Regions from separate parts of the Homo sapiens genome. Here region 1 is linked to region 2. A link is a loop called in an ENCODE intact Hi-C map of the cell type or tissue named here. Cell type or tissue: mammary epithelial cell. All regions are shown on one strand. Each heading gives the region's core, and the rest is flanking DNA. Links, peaks and the distances in the headings are about the cores only. Region 1 overlaps LOC105373191 (a long non-coding RNA gene). Region 2 has its middle 72 kb from the start of LINC01204.

Evidence for each region. A loop is a pair of places that touch in the nucleus more often than their neighbours do. Peaks named below come from ENCODE experiments on the same cell type or tissue, not always from the same donor. Only the 100,000 strongest peaks of a DNase experiment are listed, where the experiment ranks them.
Region 1: it touches region 2 in a loop (2.7-fold over the local background); 2 of 110 quality-filtered maps call a loop at or near these places.

The regions. Positions count from the first base shown.
Region 1 is chrX:45,332,095-45,343,192 of GRCh38, reverse strand. LOC105373191 (a long non-coding RNA gene) reads right to left here. Exons shown (of 3, transcript XR_002958824.2): 3 at 9,276-9,919. Among named protein-coding and RNA genes, the nearest start is that of DIPK2B, 140 kb to the right of the region's middle. In mammary epithelial cell, for the core only: no CTCF peak of the experiment used is centred there; no DNase peak of the experiment used is centred there.
Region 2 is chrX:45,428,207-45,439,304 of GRCh38, reverse strand. No RefSeq gene overlaps it. Among named protein-coding and RNA genes, the nearest start is that of LINC01204, 72 kb to the left of the region's middle. In mammary epithelial cell, for the core only: no CTCF peak of the experiment used is centred there; a DNase peak (open chromatin) is centred at 4,904; H3K27ac peaks cover 1,745 bases.

The sequences.
Region 1 (11,098 bases), core at 4,742-7,241, 97 kb after region 2:
GACTTTTTTTCAAGATTTTGTACTGGGTGGCTGGGAAGGTGGTATTTATTTTTAGTCAAGTACCCTATAGTTACTAGGGCTAATATTCACAATTATTTCTTTAAGAAATTGTAATAAAAATTGTTGCAACCAGTATTAGTTCTCTATTGCTGCATAACAAATTACCACAAACTTAACAGCTTAAAGAACACACATTCTTTACCTCAAGTTTTCATAGATAAAAAGTCTAGGCACAGTTTAGCTGAGCACACTGCTTCATGTCTCTCACTGGCTGCATAAAGGTCTTGGCCAGGTATGAGTTCTCATCAGAGGCTCCACTGGAGAAAAATCCACTTCCAAAGTCCCTCAGATTTTGGGCAGAATTTATTTCCTTCTGGCTATAGGATTGAGGGCCTCTGCTTTTTAATGACTACTGGCTAGAGGCTGCCCTTGGGTCCTAGAGGCACACCCCTCTCCAAATTCCTGGCTACCTGTACTTCTCGTATGACCATTTACGTTATCAAACCAGCAAGGAAAATCCTACATAACATAATGTACTCATGGGAGTGACATTCCACCATCTTTGCCATAATCTATAGATTAGAAGCAAGTAATAGGTTCTGTTGGCACTCAAAAAAAGGTGACTACAAAAAGGCATGAATCCCAGGAGGTGGAAATCATTGGGGGTCACCATGAGGTCTGCCCACCACATTACTTAATGAGCTACTATTGAGATCTAGGCTTTATATAAGTACTTTATTCCCATTAGCTCACATAATCCTATTGGAAATCTTGCAGATAAGTATTTGGGCTTGTCAGGGCTCTTGGCCACAGATTATCAACAACAGTTGTGAGTAATCTTAGTAGAAACATTTTAAACTTTTAAAAAATTATACATATTTATGGGGTGCAATGTTATGTTTTGACATATGTATACACTGTGTAATGATCAAATCAGGGTAATTAACATATCCATCACCTAAAGCATTTATCACTTCTTTGTAATAAGAACATTCAAAAACTTCCTTCTAGCTATTTTGAAATATACATTTTTGTTAACTCTAACCATCCTGCTCTACAATAGAACACCAGAACTTATTCCTCCCCATTGACCAGCCTCACACCCTCCCCTTATTTTCCCCACCCTCTCCATTTTCTTGTAACTACTATTCTATTCTCTATTTCTATGAGAACAACTTTCTGGCTCCATATATGAGTGAGATTATTTTATCATTTTCTATGGCTGATTAGTATTCCATTCTATACATATACCACATTTTCTTTATCCATTTATTTACTGATGGACATTTAGTTTGATTCTACATCTTGGCTACTGACAATACTGCTACAATAAACATAGGAGCGAAGATATTTTTTGACATATTGATTTCATTTCCTTTGTATATATACACAGCAGTGGGATTACTAGATTATATGATAGTTGTATTTTTTAAAATTTTATTTTAAGTTCAAGGTTATAGGTGCACGTTTGTTATATAGGTAAACTTCTACCATGGAAGTTTGTTGTACAGATTATTTCATCACCTAAGTATTAAGCATATGAGGATTTTTCCTGATCCTCTCCCTCTTCCCATCCTCCACTTTCTGATAGGTTCCAATGTCTATTGTTCCTCTCTAGGTTTCTATGTGTTTTCATCATTCAGCTCCCACTTATAAGCAAGAGCATGCAATATTTGATTTTCTGTTTCTGTGTTAGTTTGCTGAGGATAGTGGTCTCCAGCTCCATTCATGTTCGTGTGAAGAACATGATCTCATTCTTTATGGCTGCATAGTATTCCATGGTGCATATGTGCCACATTTTCTTTACTCAGTCTACCATGGATGGGTGTTTAGGTTGATTCCATGTCTCTGCTATTGTGAATAGTGCTGCAATAAACATGTGAGCCTGTGTCTTTATGAGAGAGCAATTTGTATGCCTTTGGGTGCATACCCAGTAATGGGATTGCTGAGTTGAATGGTAGTTCTGTTTTTAGGCCTTCAAGGAATCACTACACTGTTTTCCACAATGGTTGAACTAATTTACACTTCCACCAACAGTGTTTAAGCACTCCCTTTTCTCCAAGATCTTGCCAGCATCTGTTATTTTTTGACTATTTAATAATAGCCATTCTGACTGGTGTGAGATGCTGTCTCATTGTGGTCTTGATTTGCATTTCTCTAATGATCAGTAATGTTGAGCTTTTTTCCATATGCTTGTTTTGGCCACATGTATGTCTTTTCAAAATTGTCTGTTCATCTCCTTTGCCCACTTTTTAATGGGGTTGTTTGTTTTCTTCTTGTAAATTTAAGTTCCTTATAGATGCTGGATATCAGACCTTTGTCAGATGCATAGCTTGCAAAAATTTTCTCCCATTCTGTAGGTTGTCTGTTTACTCTGTTAATTGTTTCTTTTGCTGTGCAGAAGCTCTTAAGTTTAATTAGATCCTATTTCTCAATTTTTCCTTTTGTTGCAATTGCTTTTGGCATCTTTGTCATGAAATCTTTGCCTGTTCCTATGTCCACAATGGTATTGCCTAGGTTGTCTTCTGGGGTTTTTATACTTTTGGGTGTTACGTGTAAGTTGTTAATCCATCTTGAGTTGATTTTTGCATATGGTGTAAGGAAGGGGTCCAGTTTCAATCTTTTGCATATGGCTAGGCACTTACACCAGCACCATTTATTGAATAGGGAATCCTTTCCCCATTACTTGTTTTTGTCCACTTTGTCAAAGGTCAGATGGTTGTAGATGTTGCGCAGCCTTATTTCTGGGCTCTCTATTCTGTTTCACTGCTCTGTCTGTTTTTGTACCAGTACCATACTCTTTCAGTTACTGTAACCCTGTGGTATTTGATGTTGGGTAGCGTAACACCTCCAGCTTTGTGTTTTTTTTTTCTTTTGCTTAGGATTGCCTTGGCTATTTGGGCTCTTTTTTGTTGTCATTCCATATATTTTTTCTAGTTCAGTGAAGAATGTTATTGGTAGTTTGATAGAAATAGCATTGAATCTATAAATTGCTTTGGGCAGTATGGCCATTTTAACAACATTGATTTTTGTGTGTTTTTTTGTTGTTGTTTGTTTGTTTTGTTTTGAGATGGAGTCTCACTCTCTCCCAGGTTGGAGTTCAATGGCGCAATCTCAGCTCACTGCAACCTCCGCCTCCCAGGTTCAAGCAATTCTCGTGCCTCAGCCTCCCAAGTAGCTGAGATTACAGACGTGTGCTACCATGCCCGGCTAATTTTTGTATTTTTAGTAGTGACGGGGTTTCACCATGTTGGCCAGGCTGGTATCGAACTCCCGACCTCAGGTGATCCACCCACCTTGGCCTCCCAAAGTGCTGGGATTACAGGCATGAGCCACTATGCCCAGCCCAATGTTGATGTTTCCTATCCATGAGCATGGAATGTTTTTTCATTTGTTTGTGTCATCTCTGATTTATTTCAGCAGTATTTTATTGTTCTCCTTGTAGAGATCTTTCGCTTCCCTGGTTAGCTGTATTCTTAGGCATTTTATTCTGTTTTCGGCAATTGAGAATTTTGTGAATGAGATTTCATTCCTGATTTGGCTCTCAGCTTGACTGCTGTTGGTGTATAGAAATGCTAGTGATTTTTGCACATTGATTTTGTATCCTAAGACTTTGCTGAAGTTATCAGTTTAAGGAACTTTGGAGCCAAAACAATGGGATTTCTTAGATACAGGATCATGTTGTCTGGAAACAGGGATAGTTTGACTTCCTCTCTTCCTATTTGGATGCCCTTTATTTCTTTCTCTTGGCTGATTGCTCTGGCCAGGACTTCCAATACTGTGTTGAATAGAGGTGGTGAGAGAGGGCATCCTTGTCTTGTGCAGGTTTCCAAAAGGAATGCTTCCAGCCTTCGCCCATTCAGTATGATGTTGGCTGTGGGTTTGTCATATGTGGGCTCTTATTATGTTGAGGTATGTTTCTTCAATACCTTGTTTATTGAGAGTTTTTCACATGAGGGGGCGTTGAACTTTTTCAAAAGCATTTTCTGTATCTATTGAGATAATCATGTGGTTTTTGTCTTTAATTGTGTTTATGTGATGAATTACATTTATTGATTTGTGTACATTAAACTAACCTTGCATCCCAAGGATAAAGCCTAATTGTTCATGGTGGATAAGCTTTTTGATGTGCTGCTGAATTCAGTTTGCCAGTATTTTGTTGAGGATTTTTGCATTGATGTTCATCAAGGAAATTGGCCTGATGTTTTCTTTTTCCATTGTGTCTCTGCCAGATTTTTGTAGTCAAATGATCCTGGCCTCAAAGAATGAATTAGAAAGGAGTCCCTCCTTCTCAGTCTTTTGGAATAGTTTCAGTAGAAATGGTACCAACTCTTCTTTGTACCTCTGGTAAAATTCAGCTGTCCTGGGCTGAATTGTCTGGCCCTGGGCTTTGATAGGCTATTTATTACTGATTCAATTTTGCAGCTTGTTATTGGTCTGTTCAGGGATTCAATTTCTTCCTGATTCAATCTTGGGAGGGTATATGTATTCAGGAATTTATTTATTTTTATTTATTTTTTATGTCTCATGGTTTTTGATGTGAGCCTTTAGTGCTATAAATTTCCCTCTTAACACTGACTTGGCTGTGTCCCAGAGATTCTGGTATGTTGTATCTTAGTTTTCATTAGTTTCAAATGACTTCTTGATTTCCACCTTGATTTCATTATTTACCCCAAAGTCATTCAGGAGCAGGTTATTCAATTTCCATGCAATTGTCTGGTTTTGAGCAATTCTTTATATTTAATTTCTAATTTTATTGTGTCGTGGTCCAAGTGGTTGGTATGATTTCAGTTCTTCTGCATGTGCTAAGGGTTGTTTTATGCCCAATTGTGTGGTCAATTTTAGAGTTACATGCCATGTGGATTGAGCAGAATGTATATTCTGTTGTTTCGGGGTGGAGGGTTCTGTAGATGTGTATCAGGTCCATTTGATCCAGTGCTGAGTTCAGGTCCTGAATACCTTTGTTAATTTTCTGCCTCAATGATCTGTCTTTCAGTGGGGTGTTGAAGACTCCCACTATTATTGTGTAGGAGTCTAAGTCTCTTTGAAGGTCTTTGAGAACTTGCTTTATGTATCTGGGTGCCCCTGTGTTGAGTGCATATATATTTATGATAGTTATATCTCCATGTTGCATTGAACCCTTTACCTTTATGTAATAACTTTCTTTGTCTTTTTTTAAAATCTTTGTTGATTTAAAGTCTTTTTTTGTCTGAAATTAGGATTGCAACCCCTGCTTCTGTTTTCCACTTGCTTGGTAGATTATTCTCCATCCCTTTATTTGGAGCCCATGGGTGTCATTGTATGTGAGATGGGTGTCTTGAAGGCAGCATACCAGTGGGTATTGGTTCTTTATCCAGCTTTCCACTCTGCCTTTTTATTGGGGCATTTAGCCCATTTACATTCAAGGTTAGTATTATTGATATGTGTGGATTTGACCCTGTCATCATGATGTTTGCTGGTTATTATGCAGACTTGTTTGTGTGGTTGATTTATAGTGTCACTGGTCTGGGTACTTCAGTGTGTTTTTTTAGTGGCTGGTAATGATCTTTCCTTTCCATATTTAGTGCTCCATCCAAATAGGAAAGAAAGAAGTCAAATTGTTCCTGATTGCAAATGACTTGATTTTGTATATAGAAAACCACCAAAAAACTGTTAGAACTAATAACTGAGTTCAGTAAAGTTAAAGGATGCAAAGTCAAAGTATAAAATTCAGTAGCATTTTTATACACCAATAACAAAGTATCTAAAAATGATATCAAGAAAGTAATTCCATTTATAATAGTTACAAAAAATAAAATATCTAGAAATAAATTTAACCAAGGAAGTGAAAGATCTCTACAATGAAAACTGTAAAACATTGATGGAAGGAACTGAAGAAGACACACACAAAATGGAAAGATATCTTGCTCATAGATTGGAAGAATTAATATTGTTAAAATGTGCATAGTAGTAAAGATATTTTTATTGGAAAGATATTGAGTAGTTCACAGAATCCACAAAAAAAGGCTGGAGAGCCCAGTTTGAAGAGTGAACAAAATCAAGTGGGGTGAGGGATTCAGCAGCCAGAAAGTGCCAAGTGAATGGCAGGAAAGATCTGGTTAATATGCCTCTCCTACTGCTCTGCTGCTGAGCATCATATTCCTACCACTATCTTCCTCCAAGAATGAAGTATAAACAACTGCCACTCACAGGTGGTATCTGAAATGTTACTATGTAACCAGCACAGAAATTGAAAATAAACATTTAGAAATTTTATAGTACTTTGACAGAGTAATTTTCTCTCTTGAGAACCCAATTGTATAAAATTGGGGTTTTTAGTTTTAGGACATTTTAATGTGTTATTTTTCTAATGATTTGTTTTTTATTGCCTATTATAAAAGTATATGTCTTCAGAAGATTGGAAATTTTTTAATCCTAGTCCTTCAGCACAGACAGTTTGTGAAACCCTGTCTAAGCTGTCATGGCTTCCACTTGTTACTGACTTCAGAGGTGAAGTCCCAGTTAGGAACACTTGAGTCTTGGGCCTGTATGGTATCTGCCACATAGAGTTTGAAAATCTATTGTTTTCTATGTCTGTGCATCTATGCTGGAGCAGATATCTACCTCTCTCAGAAGCTTCTCAAAGGTGGGCTCCCCAGATGTAGAAAGGGGTGTAGATGTGAACCAGCCAAAATTGTGACAGAGACCAAGATGAGGATTTCAAATTGTCCATAGTTTTTAGGAATATGATGGTTACTGGCAACTTTAACAAGAGAAGTTTCACTGGAATAGTTTTAAATGTGGATAGGAAGTATTCAGGAATGAATTTGAACATAAAGGACTGTACAATCGGCCCTCCATATCCATGGTTTCCACATCCATGGATTTAGCCAACTGTGGGTCAGAAAATACTTGAAAAAAAAGGATGGTTGCATCTGTAATGAACATGTACAATCTTTTCTTCTTGTCATTACTCTCTAAACAATACAGTATAACAATTATTATATAGAATTTATATTGTATTAGGTATAATATATAATCTAGAGATGATTTGGGGTATACTGGAGGATGTGCATAGATTATATGCAAATAGTATATCATTTTATATAAGGGACTTGAGCCTCCATGAATTTTAGCATTCTCCCATAGATACTGAGGGACAAGTGTTTTCAAGATGGTGACACATCTTGAACTGTGTTCAAGATGGTGTCATGAAACATATGGCACACTTAAATTAGGTAAATGAGAAGAGTTTAATAAACAGAATATTTACAAAGTTGTCGGCAAGGGATAGGAAAATCAACAAAGGATGTTGATGCAGCCCATGCTTAGCAACAACAAGAGAAACATTACTACCATTAGGCTCTAGGGGGTAAGGGGGGAACAGTTATCATTAATTACAGAGACTAGCTATAGGAAAGGGCTGCCTAATAGGTGATGTCAACTTCAGTTGAGAAAGTCAGCCAAAACACGAAAGACCATAAGATCCCCCTTAATATCTTGTTAGGGCCTCCCCTTGGTCTAATCCAACTCAAAGGCAGAGGGCCAGAAGGACCATTGACATAGTCTATTAAGATCAGCCCTTCCTGGGTATGGAGCACAGTGGAGAAGGATAGAGAATTGCTTTGGGACAAAGAGAAGATATCCAGCATGGAGAGAGATATCTTTGGATCATATTAAGTTTCTGGGAAAGTGAGAAGGGAGCTGATGCAGAAAGAAGTGGAGAGATTGTCCTTTCATTGAAAGAGAACTACCCTTCCCGCAACCATGGTAATAAGTGAGAAGGGGGAGGATTTAATGTGTTGCCGGTGAGCTTGTAAATATGACAGGAAGTTGATGGGATGGCTTCTATTTTCTCTGCAAAGTGCAAACTGTCATCTGTTAAAATAAAGGAGGTGAAGAACAGCAGAGATCTGAGAAGAGAGTTGAGAATGCATGAATTATTGAAAAGAACTGGAGGACAAATTGACCAGAGAAATAAAGTCAGTTGGCCAGTCACCCTCAAAGCCCAGATGAGCTTAGTCAACTTTAATTTAAAGTGAACACACATCCAATTAGTTGTATGATTTTAATGTATAAAAATATTATATTTTCCTAAAATATAATATTTTAAGAAATATTATATTTTAAAATTTAATATATTTATATTATATTTTGAAATATTATATTTTAAAACATAATATATTTATATTTTATTATATTTTGAAATATAATATATTTATATTTTATTATATTTTGAAATATATATTAAAATATAATATATTTATATTATATTATATTTTAAAATATTATATTTTAAAATATAATATATTTATATTATCTTATATTTTAAAATATATTTATATTATATTATATTTTGAAATATATTTTAAAATATAATATATTTATATTATATTATATTTTAAAATATAATATATTTATATTATATTATATTTTAAAATATAATATATTTATATTATATTTTAAAATATAATATATTTATATTATATTTATATATTAATATATATAAATATATATATTATAATATAATATAATTATATTATATTATATATAATATATAATATATATAATATAATATAATTATATATAATATAATATAAATATATTATATTATAAATATAAATATATTTATAATATATTTATATTATATTTTAAAATATAATATATTTATATTAATTATATTATATTTTAAAATATAATATTTTTAAATGCTTACAAATATCATTTTTAAAATACTTGCAACAATGTACATGGCAGATATTATCATCCATGTCTCACAAATAAGAACATCGCATTTAGAGACATTAAGTGATTTACCAAAGTTTACCCAGTTAATCAATGGTATGGTAGGATTTGATTCAACTGTTTCTACATGATGTTAGAATCACCTCACTCAGTAAATACTAGTATGAATGACTGCAAATTAGTTTTCTGACAAAGTACAAGCAAGAAAAGAAAACAGATAGAACCTTATAGTCAGAGAAGTTCAGAAAAACAGAAAGCAAGTATGCAAGAAGGAATGACAGACAAGGTAGATTCTGATCAAATAGCATACCCAGGGCAATGCTATTTCTTGCTCAATAGTACTCTGGGTCATCAAGTCAAATATAAAGCCATTCACGTGAATTTTTGATATCACACACACTTAAGTACACACAGAAGGAAACCTAGTTAGAAGATAGCACAGTGTCGCTGAGGGCATACGTATTTTTATGTGATTTGTGTTGCCTGGTTATGTAGGATGATTGTATAATTTCCAAACTGAAACATTTTGAAATGAAAACAATAAAGTTACATACTTTTAAAAGATATTTATTGATCAGAAAATTGGACTAATTGCATTGAAAATACTTAAAAATTATATATTCAAACTATTTTCAAATATGAAATTCTTTTAAAAATAACATTTCATGTAACAAACTTTTCAAAATGGTTTTCCAAAATTAAAATTACATAAGCAGAATAATTATTCTTGGTATATATTCATAAACTTTAATCTGTTTATCAGCTATATTTATTTCTAATACCATGTTACTGACATTTCTCTGTAGAACTTAATAAAATTGCCTGCAATATTTTTCAAAGTTGCAGTTTGTAGTTAATATATTTGAAATTTCTCATCACTTTAATTGATTCTTTTCTGAAGACTATAGTATTTTTAATTGAGAAAATATTCTCTTTAGGCTGGGTGCAGTGGCTCACACCTGTAATCCCAGCACTTCGGGAGGCCGAGGTGGGCAGATCACCTGAGGTCAGGAGTTTGAGACGAGCCTGGCCAACATGGAGAAACCCCGTCTCTATTAAAAATACAAAAATTAGCCAGGCATGATGGTGCGCACTTGTAATCCCAGCTGCTCAGGAGAAGGCTGAAGCAGAAGAATCGCTTGAACCCGGGAGGTGGAGGTTGTAGTGAGCCGAGATCACGCCGCTGCACTCCAGCCTGGGCAACAAAAAAAAAAAAAAAAAAAAAAAAGAAAATATTCTTTTTAGGTGGGCACAAACATTACAATAAGATAGAAAAGATAAATTCCATTCCATGTTTGATAGCAGAGTAGGATGACTATATTCAAAAAAAATGTATTGTGCTCAGGCAATGGATACCCTAAATATCCTGACTTGATCACTACACATTATATACTTGTAAAAAATTTTCATGTACCCCGTAAATGTGTACAAATACCAAAAAAGATTTAATTTGGGAACAAAAAGAAAAATATTCTCTTTACAGATGCTAAGGTATCTGGTCAATTTCAAGCAAATTCTGCTAATTAGAGAATATTCTCAATTCTAATTATTTAAATATTTTGGAATAAACATTTTGAAGGGTACTGTCTTTTTGCTTCCATTTTGGGTCCTTCAACAAATATTTTTACATGATAAAACTCATTAGCTGGGCATGGTGGTGCATGCCTGTAGTTTCAGCTACTAGGGAAGCTGGAGTTGGAGGATCATTAGAGGTTAGGAGTTCGAGGTTGTAGTGTGCTACTTGTGCACCGGTGAATAGCCACTGCACTCCAGCCTGGGCAACATAGCAAGACCCTGTCTCTAAAAGTAATTCCCTGTGTTTATGTTTTTTCTGAATGGTTCACCATATTTAAATGCTACAAAATCAAAGCCTTCTTAAGCTTATTCCATTCCAGTACAAACTATAAACTCTCTAGTTAAAAATAAGATGCATCGAGTTAAGATATCACAAAGTGCAGTTATAAAATGTCAAAATTAAACCTTGTACACAGTTTGGGCTCTCATCATGTAATCTGTTAAATGATACATTTCAATGTCTTCTTATATACAAGCTTTGTTTCCATAATTACAATTTGCTAAGAGCTTCAAAAGCTGAAAATTTTGGTACTTCATTCCTTGAGTACTTTAATTAAAGATTTCCAAATGATTTTAAACAAAATGCAACCTAAATTTAAAGGACCTGTTTACAATAATATTCAATACTCTCTAGAACACTTGAGTTAATTAACAAAGTACTTCTGTAAAGGCTCAAACATTTTAAAAATCTGAGTGATGACTGGAAACAAAAAGAGGATCACGTACTGCCATGCTAAAATTTTCTGTTCTATGCTCCACATCACATTTATCATAAAACTTTGCAATTCAATTATTCTAA
Region 2 (11,098 bases), core at 3,652-6,151:
ATCCAAAGAATGGCTTTACATTGGGTCTGTTCTAGAATGGGGGACCTTCTCCATGACTGACTAGACCACAAGACAAGCTGTAGAAGTTGTACAATCATGGCACCGGGTTCTACTCTCACACTGAACTTTACTCAGTGAGGCTCTTGCCACATGAAATGTTTTGCTACTAAGGAAATATTTTGTTCCTTAAAGTTCTCAGAGAGAATTATTCTGAGGCAAAGACTCATATAATCATAAGATATAAGTACACTGATAATTTTCTTATGTCCGTGTTGATCCAAACAATAAAACTTAAAAATGTGTTTGAATATTTTTTTCCAGCAAGATTTAAGTAATTAGTATTTTGGAAACTATTCTTTGGCTAGTCTTTCAGAAAATAACTGACTGTTGTTAATTCTTTCTCTGACTTTTAACCACTGAGCCATTTGTTCAAGGTTGTTAGCTGAATGAATGTGAAATATTCCATTTGGAAAGGTCAAGGTTAAAACAGAATTCAGTCTCAGGTCTATTTGGCTCTAGTGTATAATTATCTGTTCCTATTTTTTCCTAATTCCTGCCAAAAGAAGCAAGAAAAAAGTGACATTCTGTTTATCTTAGTTATATTCAGAGAATGGTGAGTTAAGAATGTATCCAGTGTAGCTGACACCAAGCAGAGAATCACTCAGAACAAGGCCTGCCACACAGTAGGTGCTCTCACTATTTGATATTGAAATGACTTAGTGAAACCAAATTTGGTGACACACATGGCATCAGGGCCCCCAGCCCCAGAGTGTGCCGTCTGCTGCTTAGCCACTCTGTTCTCACACATGAGCTTATTTTTACATGCACACATTTTTAAAAAAATGTTTTCATCTATAATTTTAATATCCAGCCAAGTGTGCATAATGTTTAATGACATCCTATTAACAAAGAAACACTTTTAGATGATCCACAGGGAAGTAACAACTGCTGCTTTCCTCCCCAGCACCTGATACAAGGTTTCTTGGCAGGGGGTGAATTGGATGACAGCCCTTACTTACTTTCAATGTCCACAGACTGAGTTCCATGAGGCAAATGTCTTTTTCTGCAGCCTAATCCTCAAAACGATGGATGTGCTAGCTTTAAGTGTGGTTGAAACAAGGCATCACCATGGATGATGTGAACTGACAGGCCCTGTTCTGCCTAAAACCATCTCTACCTCTGATCTGTTGCTCGTGATCTGAAGACTCCTTATCAGAGGTTTTGCCTTTGTGTTAAACACTGCCCTCTCCCCTAGAACCAGTTTAATTTGCCGTGAGATAGAAGAACTCAGAGTCTGTAAGAGGAATGGATGTCTTGAGATAGGGAGAGGTCCCTGGAGGAAGGGTTAGAGGAGTGAGAAGTGTGGAGGTTATGATGCTGTTTTTAACTTGTTATCAATGAAATTTTAAAAGGTTAAGGTTGAAAAATAAAAGCTTTGCAGTAGATAGTCTCCAGCTTAATTCCCAGCTCCACTTCTTACTAGCTGTGTAACTTATGCCAGTCACTTAACATTCCTGATCCTGTTTCCTCATTTGTAAAATGGAGATTTATAATACTACCTGTACTCGTGACCTAGCTCTGCCATAACAAATTATTACAAACTTACTGGCTTAAAACTGTAGAAATTTATTCTCTCACATTTTTGAAGGACAGAAGTCCAAAATCAAGAAGTTGGCAGGATTGGTTTCTTCTGAAAGCTCTGAGGGAAAATCCATTCCACGCTTCACTCCTGGCTTCTGGTGGTTAATGGCAACCCTTGACTTTTCTTGGCTTGCAACAACATACTTTCAATCTCTGCTTCCATCTTCACATGACCTTATTTCTCTGTGTCTCAAATCTCTCTCCTTCCTCTTATTAAGACACCAGTCATTGGATTTAGAGCCCACCATAGTCCAGGATGATCTCATCTTGAAATCCTTTACTTAATTACATCTGCAAAGACCCTTTTTCCAAATAAAGTCATGTTCACTGGTACTGGGGGTTAGGAATTGGACTATCATTTTGGAGGGACACTATTCAACTCACTACACTACCATATATGGTTATTGTCAAGAGTCCGTGATGTAATATATTAAAGACCTTAGCATTATCTGAGTACACTAAGAACTAAATAAAAGATCACTATAATTGCAAATATGTAAATCTTCCTTACTTACAAGCTTATACGGGAATAAAGACTTATTCCAACAAAAGTACTGTGTTTTAAGTGTTTACATACCAACATTTTAGTATCTGTTCTCACAGTATTTGTTATATGGATGCATATTTGTTGATTTTGTACTGGATTCTAAGGTGTTTTACAAATATTATTAACTCTTTAATATCTGTTGAGTACAAAAGCTGAAAAAGTTAAAAGTGATAGTAAAGAGAATTGTAAGATTACTAAAGATCACTAAAACAGAGATTAAAAAGAAAGATGAGATTTATGGTCTGAACAAGATGGTAGAGACCTACCTCTATTCCTTTCTCCCTGCTAAGTATAACTATAAATCCTGAAACTAACTCAAGAGACAACCAGAGAAATGCTCTGAAAGGTGGAAGAGGGACTACAGGACTGGAGGAACATCATCGTGGCAGGGCATCTTATGAACTATCACCCAACAGAAGAAAGCCAAGAAGGACACACAGAGGTGGCACTTCCCCAATCTCTAACCTATTAAGAGAAAGGGCAGCTAATGTAAGCTCATTTGTCCCCCAGATGGAAGAGGAGTCCCAACAACAACATTATGCATACCTAGCAGGACCAGCAAGGGGAATCAATCAGAAGCCACACTGAAAATAAGCGACCATCCTGACCAGAAGTGACCATAAGCACTCTACAACCTCACTCACCCAGTGACACCACACCACTACTGGCATTGGCAAAGGGGATTATGACATAGCAAGTGCTAGCTGGGAAAGCATTCTCGTTTCCCACTGGCCTTGAGGCTCCTCTCTGCCCCTTAGAGATACCACGTATGTTGAGGGTTGTGTGGGGAAGTGGAGGGATTGACAAGTGAGATTATGCCACAATAAGTGTGTGGCCTGGGAGGCGCTCTCCATTTCCCACAGACAGTGAGGAAGACTGCCACGAGATGCACCCAGTCTGGGAAGCCTATTTGTTCTTGCTGGCTTAAGACTCATTGCTCCCACTCAGAGACACTCAGAGGAGCCCTACCACAATAAGCACCCAACTACAGAGGCACTCTTCATCCTCCACAGACAGGAGGAGGCTTCTATAACAAGCATCAGGAAATGCCATTCATCTCTGAAGCAAAGAGGCTCCCTTTCTTTACCTTCAAGCTCCAGGCAGCTTGGCCTGAGCAAGCTTCTTCAGCACTCTCAAACAACATAAGCAGGGATCAGTGGGACCCCAGTGGGAAGAGATGAACCAAACGGACAAAAATAGTGCCATAAAGGCTCTGAAATGATATTGTCATTGGAATCACAGCCCAAAAAGTAGGCCAGGACTTGCATGTTAAATCTAAACAGGGTGAGTGCCTGCTAAAATTAAAAAGTTAGGTGGAACCCAAAGTCTTCTAATGTAATAGCCAAAATGTCTGAGACACAATTGAAAGTCATTCTACATTAGGAAGCAGGAAAATCACAACTTGAATGAATGAAAAAAAAAAGACATTTAAATGATGTCAACAGTGAGATGAATCATATGTTCAAAATATGTGACAAGAGTCTTAAAGCAATAATCATACAAATGATTAAACAAGCAATTACAAGTTATTTGAAACAAATGAAAAATAAAGTCTCAGCAAAGAAACAAGTTATAAAAATAACTAAATGGAAATTAAGAGCTGAAAATTATTATAATAAGAGAAATAATTCACTGAATGGGCTCAATAGTACAGTGGAAATGACAAAAGATAACATCAATGAGATTGAGGGCATATTAATAGAATTTGCCCAATCTTAACAAGAGGGAAATTAACTGAAAAAATTTAACAAACCTTCAAGGACCTGTGGGACAATAACAATATATCCAGTTTTCATGTCATCAGAGCTCCAAAAGGAGAAGATAAAAGAGTGGAGCCAAAAGAGTATTTGAAGAAATAATGATTGAAAATTAACCAAATTAAGCAAAAGATAAACGCACAAATTCAAGAAACTGAGTAAATCCCAAGCACAACAAACAACAACAATCAAAGCTAAGAAATATCAGAATTAAACTTATGAATTAAAAACAAAGAAAAACTCTGGAAATCAATCAGAAAGAAGCAATACATTTCCTATAGAGAAACACCAATTCAAATGACAGCAGATTTCTGACAACATGGAGGGAAAAATGAAATGACACCTTTTTCAAGTACTGAAAAAGAAATTGTCAATCACAAAATCTATGTCTGGCAAAACTATCCTTCAGGAATGAAGGGGAAAAAAGATATTCTCAGACAAAGGAAGATTAAAGGGATCTGTCACTAGCAGACTTACCGTTAAAAAAGATATTCTCAGACAAAGGAAGATTAAAGGGATCTGTCACTAGCAGACTTACCGTTAAAAAAAAGGTAAAGAGGGGGAGGTGGGGCAAGGTGGCCAAATAGAAGCCGCCAGCCATAATCCCCCCAACAAGAATGCCAAATGAAACAACTATCTACACAATAAAAAGCACCTTCATAAGAACCAAAAATCAGGTGAATGATCACAGTACCTGGTTTTACCATTATATTAAGGAGAGAGGCACTAAAAAGGGTAGGAAAGACAATCTTGAATTGCCAATGCCACTCCTTCCCGATCCCCTAGCAGGAGCTCTGTAGCACAGAGAAAGAATCTGTGTACTTGGGGGAGGGAGAGCACAGTGATTGTGAGAATTTGCATTGCAATTCAATGCTGCCCTGTAACAGCAGAAAGCAAGAAGGGGCAGAACTCAACTTGCACACACAAAGAGAGCATATAGACCAGTCCTGGCCAGAGGCAAATTGCCCATTCCAGTGGTTGGAGCACAAGTTCTAGCAAGCCTCACCACCACAGGCTAAAGTGGTCTATAATCCCAAATACACTTGAAAGGCAGGTTAGGCCACAAGGACTGCAATTCTTAGGCAAGTTTTGATTCTGTCCTGTGCTGAGAGCCAGTGGACTTGGGGTGCATGTGACCTAGTGAGACACCAGCTAGGGTGGCCAAGGGAGTGCTTGTGCCACCCCTTCCCTAGCCCCAGGCAGTATGGCTCACAGCTCCAGGAGAGACTCCTTCCTGCCATTTGAGGAGAGGGGAGAGTAAAGAGGACTTTGCCTTGCGTCTGGGACACCAGCTCAGCACAGTAGTATAGGGCATCAGTCAGAGTTGTGAGGACCCCATTCCAGGCCCTAGGTCTCTAGACACACCTTGGGCCAGAAAGGAGTCTATTGACTTGAAGGGAAGGCTGTGAATAATCAGCAGTGTTAGCCAGGCACTACTTGCTGTGGGCCTTGGGTGAGACTCAGAGCCACGCTGGCATCAGGTGTGATCAAGCACATTCACAGCTGTGGTGGCTATGAGGGGAGACCCCTCCTGCTTGAGGAAAGGAGAGCGAAGAGTAAAGTAAACTTTGTCTTGCAGGTTGGGTAACAGCTCAGCTGCAGTGGGGTAGAGCACCAAGTGGGTTCGTGGAGTCCCTAGTTCCAGGTCTTGGCCCTGGACAGCATTTCTTCACCTGTCCTGGGCCATAGGGGAGACAACTGCTCTGAAGGGAGAGACCCAGGCTTGGCAGCACTCACCACAAGCTGACTGAAGAAGCCTTGGGCCTTGAGTGAACATTGGTGCTAATCAGGCAATACTTAACCATGGGTCTGGGGTGGTGGTGGCCATGGGGAGAGACCCCTCTGCTTGAGGAAAAGGGAGGAGAGAGTGGGACAAACTTTGTCTTGCAGGTTGGGTGCCAGCTCAACCACAGTAGAATAGAGCTCCAGGTAGATTCCTAAGGTTCCTGACTCTAGGCCCTGGTTCACAGATGGTGTCTCTGGACCCACCCAGAGCTGGAGAGAACTGGCAGCCCTGAAGGGAAGGACACAAGCCTGGCTGGATTTGCCACCTGCTGATTGTAAAGCCCTTGAGCCTTGCGTAAAATAGGAAGTAGCCAAACAATGGTCACTCTGGGACTTGGGTGAAACCCAGTGCTGTGCTGCCTTTGGGTCTAACCCAGCCCAGTCCCTGCTATCGTATCCACAAGAGTGCTTGTGTCACACCTCCCCCAGCTCCAGGCAGCTCAGTACAGAGAGGCTCCATTTGTTTGAAGGAAAGTAAGGGAAGAGAACAAGAGTCTCTGCCTGGTAATACAGGCACTACTCCCAGATCTTACCCAAGACCACCAAGGTTATACCTCTATGAGTCTGTGACAGCCACAGCATTACTGAACTTGAGGTGCCCCCTAATGCAGATGTGGCTGCAGTGACCAAAGACTTAGATCTCCAACACCCAAGTCCCTTCAAATACCTGGAAAGCCTTCCCAAGAGGGATGGGTAAAAACAAGCCCAGACTGCAAAGACAGGAATAAATACCCAACTCTTCAATACCCAGTCACTGATGGACACCCAAAAGCATGAAGACCCTCCAGGAAAACATGGCTTCATCAGCTCATCTAAATAAGGCACTAGTCACCAATCATGGAGAAACAAAGATATGTGACCTTTCAGAGAGAGAATTTAAAATAGCTGCTTTGAAGAAGCTAAATGAAATCAAAGATAACACAGAGAAGGTATTCAGAATCTTGTGAGATAAATTTAACAAAGAGATTGAAATTATTAAAAAGACTGAAGTAGAAATTCTGGAGCTGAAATTGGCAATTGACATCCTGAAGAATGCATCAGAGTCTCTCAACAGCAGAATTCATCGAGCAGAAGAAAGAATTAGCGAACCTGAAGACAGGCTATTTGAAAATACAGTCAGAGGAGACAAAAGAAAAAGGAATAAAAAAGAATGCAGCATGCCTATGAGATCTAGAAAATAGTCTCAAAAGGGCAAATCTAAGAGTTATTGGCCTTAAAGAGGAGGTAGAGAGAGAGAGATGGGGCAGAAAGTTTATTCAAAAAGATAATAATGGAGAACTTCCCAAACCTAGAGAATAATATCAATATCCAAGTAGAAGAAGGTTGTAGAGCAGATTTAACTCAAAAAAGACTACCTTAAGACATTGACTGAAAGGTCAGGATAAAGAATCGATTTTAAAAGGATCAAGAGAAAAGAAACAAATAACATATAATGGAGCTTCAATACATCTGGCAGCAGATTTCTCAGTGGAAACCTTACAGGCCAAAAGAGAGTGGCATGACATACTTAAAGTGCTGGAGGAAAAAACTTTTATTCTAGAAAAGTATATCTGGGAAAATATCCTTCAAACATGAAGGAGAAATAAAGACTTTCTCAGACAAATGAAAGATAGGGGATTTCATCAATACCAGACTTGTCCTACAAGAAATGCTCGAGGGAGCTATTCAATCTAAAAGAAGAGGACATTAATGTGCAATAAGAAATCATCTGAAGGCTCACACCTGTAATCCCAGCACTTTGGGAGGCTGAGGTGGGTGGATCATGAGGTCAGGAGTTCAAGACCAGCCTGGCCAACATGGTGAAACCCCGTCTTTACTAAAAATACAAAAATTAGCCAGGCGTGGTGGCAGGCGCCTGTAATCCCAGCTACTCAGGAGGCTGAGGCAGACAATTGCTTGAACCCGGGAGGCGGAGGTTGCAGTGAGCCGAGATCTCACCACTGCACTCCAACCTGGGTGACAGAGCAGGACTCCGTCTCAGAAAAAAAAAAGAAATAACACCACACATTTACAACCATCTGATCTTTGACAAACCTGAAAAAAACAAGAAATGGGGAAAGGATTCCCTATTTAATAAATGGTGCTGGGAAAACTGGCTAGCCATATGTAGAAAGCTGAAACTGGATCCCTTCCTTACACCTTATACAAAAATTAATTCAAGAAGGATTAAAGACCTAAATGTTAGACCTAAAACCATAAAAACTCTAGAGAAAAACCTAGGCAATACCATTCAGTACCTAGGCATGGGCAAGGACTTCATGACTAAAACACCAAAAGCAACGGCAACAAAAGCCAAAATAGACAAATGGGATCTAATTAAACTAAAGAGCTTCTGCACAGCAAAAGAAACTACCATCAGAGTGAACAAGCAACCTACAGAATGGGAGACAATTTTTGCAATCTAGCCACCTGACAAAGGGGTAATATCCAGAATCTACAAAGAACTTATACAAATTTACAAGAAAACAACAACCCCATCAAAAAATGGGCAAAGGATATGAACAGACACTTCTCAAAAGAAGACATGCATGCAGCCAACAGACACATGAAAAAATGCTCATCATCACTGGTCATCAGAGAAATGCAAATCAAAACCACAATGAGATACCATCTCATGCAAGTTAGAATGGTGATCATTAAAAAGTCAGGAAACAACAGATGTTGGAGAGGATGTGGAGAAATAGGAACGCTTTTACACTGTTGGTGAGAGTGTAAATTAGTTCAACCATTGTAGAAGACAGTGTGGCGATTCCTCAAGGATCTAGAACTAGAAATACCATTTGACCCAGTGATCCCATTACTGGGTATATACCCAACAGATTATAAATGCTACTGTAAGGACATGCACACATATGTTTATTGAGGCACAATTTACAATAGTGAAGACTTGGAACCAGCTCAAATGTCCATCAATGATAGACTAAGATTAAGAAAATTTGGCACATATACACCATGGAATACTATGCAACCATAAAAAAGGATGAGTTCATGTCCTTTGCAGGGAAATGGATGAAGCTGGAAACCATCTTTCTCAGCAAACTATCACAAGGACAGAAAACCAAACACCACATGTTCTCACTGTTAGGTGGTAATGGAACAATGAGAATACTTGGACACAGGGCGGGGAACATCACACACTGGGGCCTGTTGGGGGCTGGGGGGCTGGGGGAGGGATAGCATTAGGAGAAATACCTAATGTAAATGATGAGTTGATGGGTACAGCAAACCAACATGGCACATGTATACCCATGTAACAAACCTGTACATTGTGCACGTGTGCCCTAGAACTTAAAGTATAATAATAAAAAAAGAAAATGCTCAAAAAAATGGACTATACATGTAGCGACTTTGATTAATCTCTAGAGAATTAATACTAACTTGGAAAAAAGCAAATCCTAAGTGGTTACATACTGTATGATTCTAGTTATATAACATTTTGAAAAGACAAACTTTTAGAAAAAGAGAACAAATTAGTTGTCGCCAGGGTTCAGGAATTGGTGATGGGACATAAGGTGGTAGATGTGTCTATATAATGGCAACAGGATAGAGCTGTGTGCTGATGGAACTGTTCTGTATCTGGACTGTATCAATATCAATATCTTGCTTGTAATATTTCATTATGGTTTTGCAAAATGTTAGCATTAGAGGAAACTGGGTAAAGAATACATGGGATCTCTCTGTATTATTTCTTATAACTGCATGTACATCTACAAGTATCTCAAAATAAAAAGTTAAAATTTAAAAAGATGTAAGACAGTGACCATCGCACATGCAAATGGAATGAATTGCAAGAACATTTCTCCAAGCCAAAGAGTGAATCTTGTTACATACTGTGAAAAGTGCCTTGCTTGTGCAGTCAACAGTAAGCTAAAAAGAGGAAGAAATGATTGATGAAATATAGGAATGTTTGCCCACTTGGAGTTATCTACATCACTGTGAGTATGGGGTAGTTTGATGGTAGTTAGGAAAAAAGCCAGGGTTCAGTTTTGAATCTTGGAGACCTACCTGAGGGAATCATATAGCAAGGACTTGTTCCAGTCTGCATTACGTCAAAGGAACTGGTGGGCAGTGATGTGAGTGTGAACTCTGGATGCTAAGATCCCCATACATTTCTGCGGAGCCCACTAACAATAAGGTTACCAACCTTAATAGTTTTCCACATTGATGAAATCTGGGGAAAAGCTGCCTGAGAGAATATATTCTAGCAGGTAGAGAAGAGGTGATTAAATTAAAGGTTAGAAGGACCACCTCACACTCCTGTTTGGTGGAAATGTTTCTGGGGACTTCAAATACAAACCTACATGGTTTATTCACTTTGGACTAATACACAATTATCCATAGGAACAGTCTTCCGGGTCCTTGCCCACTTAAGAACAGTTTCTCTGCTTCATAGATTTAGAGACATGATTCCCTACGAGGTTTTCTTCTAAGCCAACCACAAAATGACAATCTTTACAATCCTCAAATTCTCCAACTTTAGTTAGCACTCAAGAGAGTCAGTTGGCTGTAGAGAGAGAAAGTGAGAGCCTTCCTGGGAAAAAAAAAAAGCCCCAAATGACAAGAGAGCTTTCCAGAATGAGAAACCATAGTTGGAACATGGGTTTGGGCTCAATCCAGGCCTCTGATGATGTAGGGTTACTGATATAGAACCAAGATTTCCTGACACAGCTACTTTTTCTCCCAAACCACTGGTGAGTGTTCTCCAACTCTGTGGGATAGTTATCCTAGACATCAATGAAAAAGGAAAAATATACGAACATTTTGCTGGGTGAAAAAGAAAGGTTTTTGGCAATGAGAAATTTGGCTTGGGCAAGAAAAACAATGTACTGGACACTTCTCTGTCATCTCTTAGGACTTCTGATGGGGTGTTGGGCATCTTGCTTGGTATTATGAAATAAAAAGGGGACAAAAACCTTTCCTCACCGTGAATAGAGGCCTCCTTAGTGCCAAATGACACGAAAGCTCTCTTCCCTCATCTTTAAAAATATGCTTCTCCCACTGAGATGAGATTCAGTTAGGTAACTTATATTTCTTTTAAAGACTGTGGTAGTGACTGTGATATCAGTGATGCTCACTATGTAGGGCAGTATTTTCTAAAGATATTTTGAGCAAAAAAAGTGTCCAGTGTCAAATAAGTTTGTGAAATGTTGCATTATCTACTTTTCAAACAGCAAATTAAAGGCTGGGAGATGTGTGTAGTTATGAATCTTGTGTAACTATGTATCAATTTTAAAAACTATTATTAAAAAAGAATTCTATGTAAATTTGTTCAACTTGGCTTTTCAGGAACTTATTTGATCACGCAAACCTGTCAAGGCATAATTCTCAAAAAGTTAAAAATCATGACAACCATAAAAATATGTCAAAA